Regions from separate parts of the Homo sapiens genome. Here regions 2 and 3 are each linked to region 1. Evidence: chromatin contacts called from ENCODE Hi-C or POLR2A ChIA-PET data. All regions are on one chromosome and are shown on one strand. Each heading gives the region's core, a stretch centred on a gene start or an enhancer-like site at or near the end of the contact. The rest is flanking DNA. Distances are from core to core; before and after follow the strand shown.

The links. Hi-C counts contacts between places; a loop is a spot of excess contacts on that map. ChIA-PET counts read pairs that join two places held with the same protein, here RNA polymerase II (POLR2A). Pooled maps may share reads with other maps.
Region 2: a map of heart left ventricle shows a loop between it and region 1 (4-fold over the local background). The contact joins the enhancer-like site here to the promoter of SMKR1 in region 1. A Hi-C loop is called at or near these places in 4 of 168 maps with a recorded cell type or tissue (K562, MCF 10A, cardiac septum and 1 more), 6 of 37 single-sample maps with no recorded cell type and 14 of 50 pooled maps.
Region 3: a pooled map shows a loop between it and region 1 (4-fold over the local background). The contact joins the enhancer-like site here to the promoter of SMKR1 in region 1. A Hi-C loop is called at or near these places in 1 of 168 maps with a recorded cell type or tissue (vagina), 1 of 37 single-sample maps with no recorded cell type and 7 of 50 pooled maps. POLR2A ChIA-PET finds 5 or more read pairs at or near these places in 2 of 52 experiments (H1 and OCI-LY7).

Annotation. Positions count from the first base shown.
Region 1 is chr7:129,500,899-129,504,843 of GRCh38, reverse strand. SMKR1 (small lysine rich protein 1) reads right to left here and starts at 2,313. Exons shown (of 2, transcript NM_001195243.2): 1 at 2,017-2,313. The coding sequence starts at 2,019. RefSeq lists silencers at 2,165-2,504, 2,565-2,614.
Region 2 is chr7:130,007,397-130,011,341 of GRCh38, reverse strand. UBE2H-DT (UBE2H divergent transcript) reads right to left here. Exons shown (of 4, transcript XR_007060520.1): 3 at 2,241-2,466. Among named protein-coding and RNA genes, the nearest start is that of ZC3HC1, 42 kb to the left of the region's middle. RefSeq lists enhancers at 906-2,105, 1,902-2,401, 2,489-2,558, 2,659-2,738, 3,843-3,945. Within about 2 kb of position 1,786, at least 22 of the 41 ENCODE cell types and tissues checked have a DNase peak (open chromatin) inside an H3K27ac peak, as active enhancers do.
Region 3 is chr7:129,778,596-129,782,540 of GRCh38, reverse strand. No RefSeq gene overlaps it. Among named protein-coding and RNA genes, the nearest start is that of MIR183, 5.6 kb to the right of the region's middle. RefSeq lists enhancers at 1-526, 1,373-2,218 and silencers at 1,839-2,638, 2,699-2,778, 2,929-3,058. Within about 2 kb of position 2,125, at least 14 of the 41 ENCODE cell types and tissues checked have a DNase peak (open chromatin) inside an H3K27ac peak, as active enhancers do.

The DNA of each region.
Region 1 (3,945 bases), core at 1,064-3,563:
CATGGTGGTTCACACCTGTAATCCCGGCACTCTGGGAGGCCGAGGCAGGTGGATCACTTGCACCCAGTTTGAGACCAGTCTGGGAAAGATGGCAAAATCCGGTCTCTACAAAAATTTAAAAAATTAGCTGGGCTCAGTGGCACACACCTGTAGTCCCCAGTACTCAGGCTGCTGAGGTGGGAGGACCCCTTGAGCCCAGGAATTCAAGGCCAAAGTGAGCTATGTATGATGCCATCGCACTCCAGCCTGGGCAACAAAGCAAAACCCTATCTCTAAAAAAAAAAAAACAAAAACAAAGAAATTAATAAAGAAAGACCCTATAATGCCTATAACACATGGAATTATAATAGCACAAGATGGGCAAGGGCTGACCTCATCTGGGCCATCAAAGGAAGGGCTCCCTAAGCGTGGCCTGTGGGCCGAGAGTAGGGAATTCCAAGACCAACAGCCTATGCAAAGTCTCTGAAGCCGGAGAGAAGGTGCACAAAGAGACGGAAACCCAAAAAAGGCCAACATGGCCAGCCCACAGGCAGCCAAGGGGGCCAGTGAGAGCAGCTAAGGAAGGAAAGGTAGGCAAGGTTCCGCTCTGGCTTGCAGGCTCTGTGCACTAATGTGTTTGACCCTCATTCAAGGAGCATGAATTAACTGGCATTTGCTTCAATGGCTATGTACAGCATTCTGCCTCAGTTCCCTGGGCCCTGAAAGAAATGGCAGTTGGCTGGGCACAGTGGCTCACACCTGTAATCCCAGCAATTTGAGAGGCCAAGGCGGGCGGATCCCTTGAGCCCAGGCGTTTGAGACCAGCCTGGGCAACATGGCGAAACCCTGTCTCTACTAAAAATACAGAGATTAGCCAGGCATGGTGATGCCTGCCTACGGTCCGAGCTACTTGGGAGGCTGAGGCGGGAGGATCACTTGAGCCTCAGAGATGGAGGCTGCAGTCAGCTGTGATCACACCACTGTACTCCAGCCTGTGTGACAAAGTAAGACCCTGTCAAAAAAAAAAAAAAAAAAGGTAATAGCTCTTTACCTTTAATAGCTCATGGAATGACTCTCAAACCAAGAAATTTTTACTTAATCCTTTTACACGAAACAAACTGGAAAGAACACAGAAACTTAATGATTTCTACACTAGAGTCTAATGAGGAATAAGGCTTTCCAAGGAAAAACAGGCAAAGCACCAGAGGTGAGGTGCAAAGGGCTGTGGGCGCTGAAGGAGCGATGGGGAAGCAGGAGGCAGGGTCCTTCTGATCCAAGCCTCAAAGAAAACGGATCAAGACAGGGAAGGCGCAAGGGGCTTCCAGAAGAACGCGGGTTTAGTGTGGGATGCAGGGTTTTTGTTCGTTTTGTTTGTTGTTGTTTAGCAGAGAAGATATGGCAGAGAAAGCTCGAGGTTGAGGCCCCTTTAGCAAGGGCTCTGTGCGCCCAGCTCAAGCGTGCAGTACTTAGTTTAGCAGACAATGATGCCTCCCTGAGGACTTGGGGCAGGGGCTGGAAGGTCACAGCCCTTCTGGAAAGAGCAGCGAGGGTTGGAAGGAGGTCGTAAGTGACTGGATGAGGGCTGAGAACAGGAATGCTGTTGACAGCAAGGTGGTGGTACCAGGCTCACTCTCTGCTTCCTGAGTCTGCAGAGCAGTGGAGAATCCCGCGCGGGCACCCAGGGTGGCTACGGCAGCTAACAGCTCGGACCCGTCACTGTGGGCATGGCCTGGCGCCCTGACGTGCCACACCACGGTGCCACCCTCCCTTTATTTTCCACATCAACCGTCTGGGTGTGGGGGCTGCTCAACAGGACCACGACCTAAAACCTGGAAAGACGGCTGGCCTGACTCCGCGGCTGCTGCGCCCCCAGCAGGCGCGGACCGCCGGGCACCCCTTGTCCCTCCATCTTTTCGCCACGCGTTGAGGTCGACCCCAGGGAGAGGCGGTGACCTCGGCGCCCGCGCCTCTCCGGGACAGCCTGGGGCTCCACGGCGCGCGCCCTGGCCCCGGGTACTTTAGGGAGACGGGGATTACCATGGCGATTCTCAGCCGAGCAGGCAGGCGTGGTGGACTCTCCCGATCCCGAAGCCCTTAGCATCCACCGGGGCCGCTGCCCCCAGCGCCCGTTCCCCTAGCACCCCCGGCCCCTTCTCGGCCCTCCTCAGGGAACCGCCACGGGCCCAGCCTCACTACGCCTCCCCGCCACGCCTCGCTGGGAGGAGCGCGGCCGGCTCGGGAGGCAGCCAGCCGCGGAGCCGCCTGGACGCGAGGCACCTGCTTGCCCCACGCGGCACCTAGGCCGCCGCAGCTGTGGGCGCTGGGCCGGCGTGCGCCTCGGGGGCGGGGCCGCGCGCACAATCACCGGGCGTGGGGCAGGGCCTCGCCGTGGTTACCGTTGCCAGGGCAAAGCGGCAGCGCGCGGAGGGTGAGCGGAGCGGGGTTCCGGGCTTGCGCGCGCGGGATGGGCCGTCACCTAGTACGAGGCCGACCGCGGCCTCCAGCGCCCGGAAACCCAGTTCGGCGCTTTAGCGTCTGGGTTTGGGCTGCCGGAGCGGCGGGCGCGGGGCGAGGGGGCGGGCGCGGGGCGAGGGGGCGGGCGCGGGGCGAGGGGGCGGGCGCGGGCGGCGCTCCCACTGGGGTGGCACTGGGGTGAGAGCGCAGGCTAGGCCCGCTCACTCGGCCAACCTGGGAGAGATCATCGGAGAAGCTCTTTTGGGAAACGAGCATAAGGACTGTGACGGTGAAGGGAGAATATCATGGGAAATGTTTGCAAAAGAGCCGGATAAAGAGAGTAAGGGCCCGAGAGACTAAAGGGGTGGGGAGGGAGTTCATGTGCAGGTAGGATTGGGCGAGAAAGGTACAGTAGGTACAGTTTTGCCTCCAACCTTGCCAGTTCCAGCCTCCCTCCCTGCAGGTGAAGTCTACACTTCGGGTGGTACGACTCATTCTTTTTTATGACTGGTCATTCCTTTTTTTTTTTTTTGAGACCGAGTCTCTCTCTGTCGCCCAGGTTGGAGTGCAGTGGCGCCATCTCGGTTCACTGCAACCTCCGCCTCCCAAGTTTAAACCATTCTCCTGCCTCAGCCTCTTGAGTAGCTGGGATTACAGATGCGTACCACTATGCCCGGCTAATTTTTGTATTTTTAGTAGAGATGGGGTTTCGCCATGTTGGTCACGCTGGTCTCGAACTTCTGACCTCAGGTGATCTGCCCGCCTCAGCCTCCCAAAGTGCTGGGATTACAGACGTGAGCCACTGCCCGGCCTATCATTCCTTTTTATTCAACAGTTATTGAGCATCTGCCACGTGCCTGACACTCTTCCAGGCCCTGGAAATTGAGCTCTGAATGAGGCAAAGTCCTTGTTCTTTTAAGGGGTGATTTGGGGGAGGTGGTCGTGGCTGAAATGGAGGGCCTGGCAGACATTAAAAGTGATAGGGACAGTATGGCATATTGCATTAAATTGATGTGACCACTGGGTGCTCTTTTAGATTGGTGACTGGGGAAGGCCTCTCTGAGGAGGTGACGTTAAAACAGATCTGGATGACAAGGAGCAGTCAATTATGCCAAAATTAGGGACAGGGGGAGGAGGCTAGACCAAGAAGCAGGAGTAGGGTCCTGGAAGGCTCTGCAAGGATGTGGTGTTTTGTTTGCTTTCTCTTGAAAGACAAACTGGCTTCCAAAGAGGACTGTTTATGTTCTAGGTTCTCTTACATATGCTTTCCCTAATCCTTCATTAACAGAGCAAACCCAACTTCCAGCTACTTTTAATATGTCTGTGAGTTTTTCTTATGAGTCCATATGCCCTGGATATGGCAAATTCTCCTGCCCTCCACCTGCACTTTCTTCTCTTCTTGCGCCTGTCTTCATCCCTGGATGGGGCTGGCCCACCCCAGCCGCTTACACTTCTCTGGGTTATCTCAGCTCTCCCAAGGTTACCCCTATGGGATCACTCCCAAATCTGTTC
Region 2 (3,945 bases), core at 537-3,036, 510 kb before region 1:
CCCAGGAGTTCAAGACCAGAGTAGACAACATAGGGAAACCCCGTCTCTACCAAAAAAAAAAAAAAAAAAAAAAGCCAGGTGTGGTGGCGTGCACCTGTAGTCCCAGCTCCTCAGGAGGCTGAGGTGCGAGGATCCCTTAAGCCTGGGAAGTCAAGGCTGCCGTGAGCTGTGATCACACCACTGCCCTCCAGCCTGGGAGATAGCGCAAGACCCTGTCTCAGAAAAAAAAAAAAAAAAAAAAAAAAAAAAAGTTCAAGAATGTGACCTCGGTGCCAGGCAAGAATGCTAGCAGTACCCACTACGGCCACTAGATGTCCCCCATGTTCCACTTCTGGCTTACCTAGCTGGACTTGCCAACACAAGACATCATCATTCTTACTTTGTCCTTATTTTGTTACAGGGTCTTTCCCCTAACCCCACTTAAGCTCTACCAAGTGCGGTGATGGAAACAGAAAGAAACTGAAAGCATTGAAACAGTCAGCAGAGAGACAGAAATGAGAATGGGTATTTATTGAGGAGACAGAGAAGGAAAAAAAAACCTCTAAATTTAAGGTCAGAGTTGGGGCCTTGCATCCAGGAATAGTGGCTCGAGTAGCAATGATAAGAACCCGATTGAATGGGAAGTCAACCGAAAGGGAAATCCAGGGGACTGTGAGCCATTGGCAGCCACCCTGGGACACATGCAGCCCTCCCCAGGTGTCATCCTTTGGCTGATCTCAGCACCCGCACTCAGGGCTGGGCCACCCCAGGGCCGACCTGCAAAGTTAGGCAAGCCACTAATGAAGCATGATGACACACTCACAGGGGCATGAGTGGTGTCTCATCACAGCCAGGGCACAGCCCAGACCCACCAGATGACCCTTTTCTTGTGAGGATTCCCAAGTCTATGACTAATGCTAATTAACCCTGACTCACAGTAGCACTGAGCACACAGAGGTCATTATCTCCACTGGAAGGAGTGGGGAAACTGAGGTGTGGAGTGGGGAAGCAGCTTTGCTCCATCAGTGTCACCAGGTCAGGAGTTGATCCTCCCTGCCCTTCTCAAAAGCCCGTGAGGCTGTTCTTGGTAATCAGCAGTAGACACTTCCGGTGGGGCTAAGGGATAGGGCCTTTCCCCACTGCTGTTTCCACGTGAGTCAGAGCCACAGAACTGGAAGCAGAGTTGTAGACTACTTGGTCTAATCCCTGAGGAGTCTGAAGGCCAGAGTGGGGAGTGAAGGCCAAGATCACACAGCAGGTTGTGGCTGAGCCACGCCTAGAATCCTGAGGCTTCTTGCTGAGTCCCCTTCTTGCACTACAGTCATCATGACAGAGCAGAAGAGAGGCAGTACCCTGTGAGAGTTAGGAGCACCAGCTCACTAGCCAGAAGTGGTGGCACGTGCCTATAGTCCCATTATACTAGGGAGGCTGAAGTGGGAGGATCGCTTGAGCCCAGGAGTTCGAGACTGCAGTGAGCTATAATTGCACCACTGAACTCCAGTCTGGGTGGCAGAGCAAGACACCTTGTTTATAAAAAAGAAAAATAAAGGGGGACAAAAAAAAAAACACCAGCTCTAGGTCAGGTAGCTTGGCAGGTGGATCTAGCAGGCTCTAGGTTCCATAGCCTGGGTACAGATCCTGGATTCACTGGTCACCAGCTGTGTGTTTCTGAACCTATGACTCAGCCTCAGCTTCCTCATCTGTAAATTAGGGATAATACTAGTAGCTGTGTCACAGGAATGTTTTGAGAATTCATTGGCATATGTGAAGTGCTTAGAGCAGTGCCTGGCACATGAGAAGTGCTCAGGAAATAGTAGCTGTTTGTTTAAGCTGGCTGTTTAAGCCCAGTTGCCTCTCTGGCCAAGTGTCTCCAGCTTGCCTGGTCTTTTGGGACTCCTGAAGGAAGGGAGCACCAAAACTATAGGTGTTAGGATCATGAGAAAGACACATACCAGTATCTCCTCACCAGACTGTCTGTGGTCTCAGTAGGCCTCTTTCAGCCCAGCGGCCTCCATGCCACCATCAGACAGCACAGGTGCTGGTGGATCAGCGCCAAGCCCAGCTTTAGAAGCATTGGGAAGCACCTTGGCAACAAGACATAAACCAAGATAACCACATTCCTACCAGTCTCCATGGACCCTGGCTCCGGGCCTGGCAAGGCCACCCTCAGGAAATGGCGGTACAATGACGACAGGAAAGCTTATGACAGGCATCACCCTGCTGGGCTGAGAACACTGGCTTGTTTGTCCAGCACAGCTTACCTGAGTCACCCATTGTGGAGTCTGCAGCCACCTGGGCCTGGAGCTAGGCCAGCAGGCTGCTTGGAGTCTGGAACACCTTCTGCGGGCTGAATCTGGCTAGGTCCGGCACTTGCTGCCTGTCCCCTCCTCAGAAAGCAGGTCAAGGCAGTTTGGCTCCGTAGATCTGGCTCCAAACAGTGAAGAGCCTGGTGGGGCCTGACAACAGTTCAGAGACGCAGAGCCTCCTCTGTGGGAAACAGAATGTGAACCGAGGCCTTAGAGTGTTTGGAAAATCAGCTCCACGAATCAGAGATGGACCGGGCAGCAGCTTCTCCCTCTCCTCCATCCCATGCTACACCCGTAGCCACTCTCTGTGCCCCACTGGTCCTCAGGGGGCCCTGGGCTCTCTTGCCAAGTCTCAGCACTGCCCAGGCCCATGCAGCCGGTCAACAGTGACTGGGCTCAACTCCCACTAACTCAACCTGGGGGTTTTCCAAAGTGAAATGAGGAACAAAATAGGTGCTATGTTTCACAGTACCAAGTTTTAAAATACTAATAAAATTAGAAAATACTTTTTCAGGCCGGGAGCAGTGGCTCACGTCTGTAATCCTAGCACTCTGGGAGGCCAGGGTGGGTGGGCCACATGAGGTCAAGAGTTTGAGACCAGCCTGGCCAACATAGTGAAACCCTGTTTCTACTAAAAATACAAAAATTAGCTGGGCATGGTGGCGTGTGCCTGTAATCCCAGCTACTTGGGAGGCTGAGGCAGAAGAATCGCTTGAACCTGGGAGGCAGAGGTTGTAGTGAGCCGAGATTGTGCCACTGCACTCCAACCCGGGCGACAAGGCGAGACTCTGTCTCAAAAAAAAAAAAAAAAAAAAAGAAAATACTTTTTTAAAAGGTGTAAAAAATGAGAATGAAAGTCCCCTGCCCCTTCTGGCCCTTGAGGGGCTTTCTACTGGAGGGACCATTTGTGGCATAGTTGGCAAGGGCACCCAAGAAGGCCAGAAGGGGACGCCCATGGGTGGGGACAGGAGGCACAGGAAGCAGTGTTTTAAGGTAGTGATCCCACAGGCCTAAGAAGGTGGCTCTGTTCCTCCAAGGAGTACTAAAGAGCCATCATAAAACAGTACTGACCGGGCGTGGTGGCTCACACCTGTAATCCTGGGAGGCCAAGGCAAGTAGATCACTTGAGGTCAGGAGTTCGAGACCAGCCTGGCCAACAGAGTGAAACCCCATCTCTACTAAAAATACAAAAATTAGCCAGGCATGGTGGCATGCACCTGTAATCCCAGCTGCTTAGGAGGCTGAGGCAGGAGAATCGCCTGAACCTGGGAGGCGGAGATTGCAGTGAGGCGAAATCGTACCACTGCACTCCAGCCTAAGCAAGAGTGAGATTCTGTCTCAAAAAAAAAAAAAAAGAAGACTGTCCTAGGGGACTTGGGATATGCAAGCTATGTGTGCTCAGTGCTCAGCACGAGGTGGTGACCTGGCGTTGGGGAGGCCCGAGCTGGAATAGGGAGCCTGGCTATCTGGGTGCCCCACCCTGGTAACTGACCTTGGGCAAGTCAGTTTCCATTTCAGTCCCTTTATCTTTGTTTTTGTTTTTTTTTTTTTGTAGAGACAAGGTCTCACCATGTTGCCCAGGCTGGTCTCAAACTCCTGTGCTCAACGATCCGCCCACCTCACCCTCCCAAAGTGCTGGGATTACAGGCATGAGCCACCG
Region 3 (3,945 bases), core at 876-3,375, 280 kb before region 1:
ACGACTCCGGGCAGCGTGGGACGCCTGTGGCGAGGCGGAAGGGATCTCTCCAGCGAGAGGGAATGGGGCAATTGCCAGACGGACATTGGATCTGCAGAAGGAGGGGGTAGGATACACGCGGGCTTAGGATGCGCTGGACAGGCCAGCAAAGTGAGGACCCCAGGTCGTCCTGAGCCACCTCTTCCCCCGCCTGAGCCCTGAGCCGTAAGGGATCCAGGGTATCAGGTCCCCGGGGGCCGCCCCCTCACCGTCCGAGTCCAGCTCCGGTTACCTGCCTGGCCTGCTCCTTAAAATATGTATGAGGCCCTTGCGGGTGCAGTTTCGCGGCCCCTCCCGGAGTGGGGCTGGGGGACTCAGGGTGCGAGGGGAGCTGAGGGGGGAGGAAGCGACGCGAGCTCCCCGGCCGGGGCCTTCTCGACTTTCAGCAGCGCATTTAAGAAAAGGTGGAAATCGGATCTGTCTCGGCGGCGCCCCAGCCCCGCCCGCTCCGACGGCCGGACCTCGCGGCCCAGCGGCTAGCTTTCTGCTGCGCGGTGTCTGGTTCTCGACAGCAGGTGAATGGGCCAGGGCGGGGCGCCCGGAGCGCGGGGGGCGGGGCGCGCGTTATAAAGGGGAGCAGCAGGCCGCGGGGGCCACTCGCAGTCCGCAAGGCCTGCGCTTCCCGCTTTGCGGTCCTGGGCACACCCGGCCCGGGTTGCCCAGCATCGCATGGGTCTGAGGACCAGGTAGGGCGCGGGTGCAGAGACAGCCAGGGAGGCTCGAGGCGACCTAGATGGGCGGGGGAATGCTAGTAGGACGGGGAGGGGTTAATGTGGAGCTATCACCCCCTTTTGGCCCGTTGGGCTCTGTGACGTGCTCATTATCTCCGCTGTCCGGGTTCTCGCTCACCGTGCCCATCCCTGGCTGCATGGGGAGAGGGGCCCCGAGGCCCTGAGACTCGTCCAGTTATCCACCTGGGGTGGGAATCTTGCTTCCCGATCCATCTGGCTGCGACATCTACGGCTTCAGCAGGCCCTGCCCGGGAGTCGGGCATATTGAAGGGTTCGTATCCTTGCCGTCACCCTTGGCCCCTCCCGGCTCGGCAGGAGCTGGGGGTGGGGAAACTATAGATTTCCCGGGCCCCGCTTCCACTGCCTCACCCCCTTCTTTTGCTCGAGCCCAAGACAAGGTGTTAACGGTCTTCAAGTGCAAGGGTTAGGTTTGGTGGGAGCATAGGCTAAGCACCACCCTCATTTTACAGGGGCTTCTAGGGTGCCAGATCTGCGGGGGTCGATTGGGAAGAACTAGAAGCTAAAAAGGAGAAGGGCGGATTAACGTTTTATTTTAATCTGGTTTTGAGCTGCCGTTGCCGTCTGGGGCGGCCGGGCGGGGCGGAGCTGGGACTGCCAAGGGCAGCCAAAGCAGCAGGGAGGGAGGGGGCGCTCCGGTGCTCAGGATGCTGGGGAAGAAGGAAGAGGCCACCCCAACGCTGACAGCTTGGAGGACCTAGCCCCTGCCCCCCGGTCCCTTCTGAATGCTCCGGGTGGTGTCAGACCAAAGGACGGTTGAGAAGGATCTAATCCGCGTCCGCGCCCCAGCCCCGGCTGGCCCCGCCCCCTCCCGAGGGAGCCACTGTCGCAGTGGGGGGAGGGGGAGATGGGAACGGGTCTGGGGGGCGGCTCCCCTCCCCCTCCCTCTCTTGGGACAGACAGCCTTTGTTCCCGGCGGCGGCGGCAGCGGTGGCCAGACACCTGTGAGGCCGCAGAACTGGCCGAGGGTGGGCGTGTGAGGACATGGAGGCCCCTTGTCCCCATTCCAGCCCTGCGCCCCTGGGTCCGGGTGCGCCCCCTGAGACAGGTCAGCCTTGAGCACCTTTCTGCGGGGAGACTGCAGAGATCGTCCAGTGGCCCTACGGTGCGCCCCAGCTCCCAACGCACTTCCCCTCCCCCCTCCCAGGGTCGGATTTCCAAGCACGCCACGCCACACACACCTCGGCTAGCTCCGGGCTCAGAGGGCGCTGGGGTGGCAGGGCGTCCGGGCGCACCTCGGCTAGCGGCACCCTAGCCCGAGGGCAGGAGGCGGGGATAGAAGGCGGGCGACGGGACCCCTTGGGGCCAGACCCGGCCGGGTTGGGCAAGCAGGCGGGGCTCCCGGCGTCTCCGCAGTCCCGGACGGGCGTGCCCTGCGCCGCGCACCAACCGGAGCCACATTCAAGGTGAATCATCCCCGGCCCGCCCCCTGCCCCTCCCCGCCTCGCGGCACCTGAGCCAATGGCGCTGCGCGAGGGGCGGGCGGGGCCCGGGGCGGGGGGCGGTAAAACCCTCCTGGAGTCATTCTCTGTGCACTCCGTCGAGCCCCCGCGCAGCCGTGCCGGAGCCGCAGGGCCTCCGTCCAGCCGCGCGGTCCGGGCAGCCCGCGCCCCCTGTTCTTCCGGTCCTCGGGCCCAGGTACCCCTCTGGACCTCCCCCGCCTGCAGCGCGGAGGCGGCTCCTCTTCAGGTGGCCGGGCCGGGGCCTTCCCCGGCAGACCTGTCACCCGACACCCAGGAAGCGCGCGGCCGGGTCCCGGCTCCCCTTTGTTCCCCCGCTGGGCTCGGCGCTCCGGCGCCGCCCCCTCTCGCGGGGCAGCGGAGGTTTGGGCCCGGGCCGGGCGCGCTTCAAGCTCCGTCCATGCGGCTCTTTCCAAACCGGGGCCGTTTTTGCCTGGCTTCTCTGGTGTGGACTCCGCGCGGAGCTGAGAGGCGGCTGTGCGCCCAGCCTGGAGCCGGCGCAGGTGAGTGTCTGGGGCCGGGAGCGGGGGGGCGGGCCGGGCGGAGCCAGAGCGGGGCTCAGTAGAGGAGGCGGAGGCGGGCGCCCGGGACCGGCCGCACTAGAACCCGGGTGCAGGGCAGAAGTCCCGGCGCAGCTGGCTTTCGGGGATGACGCGGCAGTGCCTACTCGCTCTTCCGCGCCTTCAGGCGGAGGCGCCCACGGGGCGCCTGGGTCCCGGGTCCGCCAGTGGCGTCTGCCCAGCGCCCAGCGCTGTTCCCGGGCGGGGGCGGGGGCGGGAGCGGCTGCGGTCCGAGTGCGGCCGGTGCTTGCGAGGTGCCTACCCGCGAGGAGTTTGGCTGGGGTCGGGCTGCGTTTCGCCGCCCTGGTGGGCTCAGGCGGAAGCGCCAGGCTGGGAGGGGGCTGCGGAGAGCGCCGGGGCCCCGGAGCTGGCCCCTCCAGCGTCTTGTCAGGGCTGCGCGGCTGGTTCGAGGCTGCTTCCGTGGCCCGGAGCCGCCCCGCCCAGTCTCTGGGGGAAAGCGGCTCTCAGACCTCCCGTGTGCCTCCACTTCGCGGCCACTCATCCCGGGAACCCCGGCGCACGCGAATGAGACACCGTTCCCCGCCCTCAACTGCCCCATTCCTGTTAATAGCGCTAGTGGCACCCAGGTTCCCAGCCCTTCCCCAAGATCGGCGGCTGGACGGCTTGCCTCTGGCGCCTCACCGGTCAGCGCATCCCAGGACTATGGGCAGTGAGGGTGTCACCCGGGGTCAGGGGTCGCCCGATTCCACGGTGTCCTCCAGGCTGAGCCATTCGTTTGCTCTTCCAACCCGGGCTCCCGGACACCGTGTACAGTAATACCCGCCGGGGGCAGGGGCACTGAGGCCGGCTCTGAGCGATTAGGGCCGAGGGCGGGCGGTGCCGTAATCGACCTCCCCACCCCCACAGGCAAGGTGCGGCGGCGCCTCCCAGGTTTGCGCCCGTCTTCGCAAAGCTCCTGAGGGCGAAAATCCTGCGAGCCAGGTGGCGGATTCTCGGGCCGGGTCACTCAGCTCTACGGGTGCGCATCACCCTCTACCTGTCACCCAGTGAGCCCGACCGATGGGCACCGAGTCGGCGGATCTCTGATCCGAGGCCGAGCCTTCGGAGAAATCTGTCCTAGTGGCCTCATCGTGGCCTGAGCGAACGCAAAGGAACCTGCCCCAAGCCCAGCTCTCA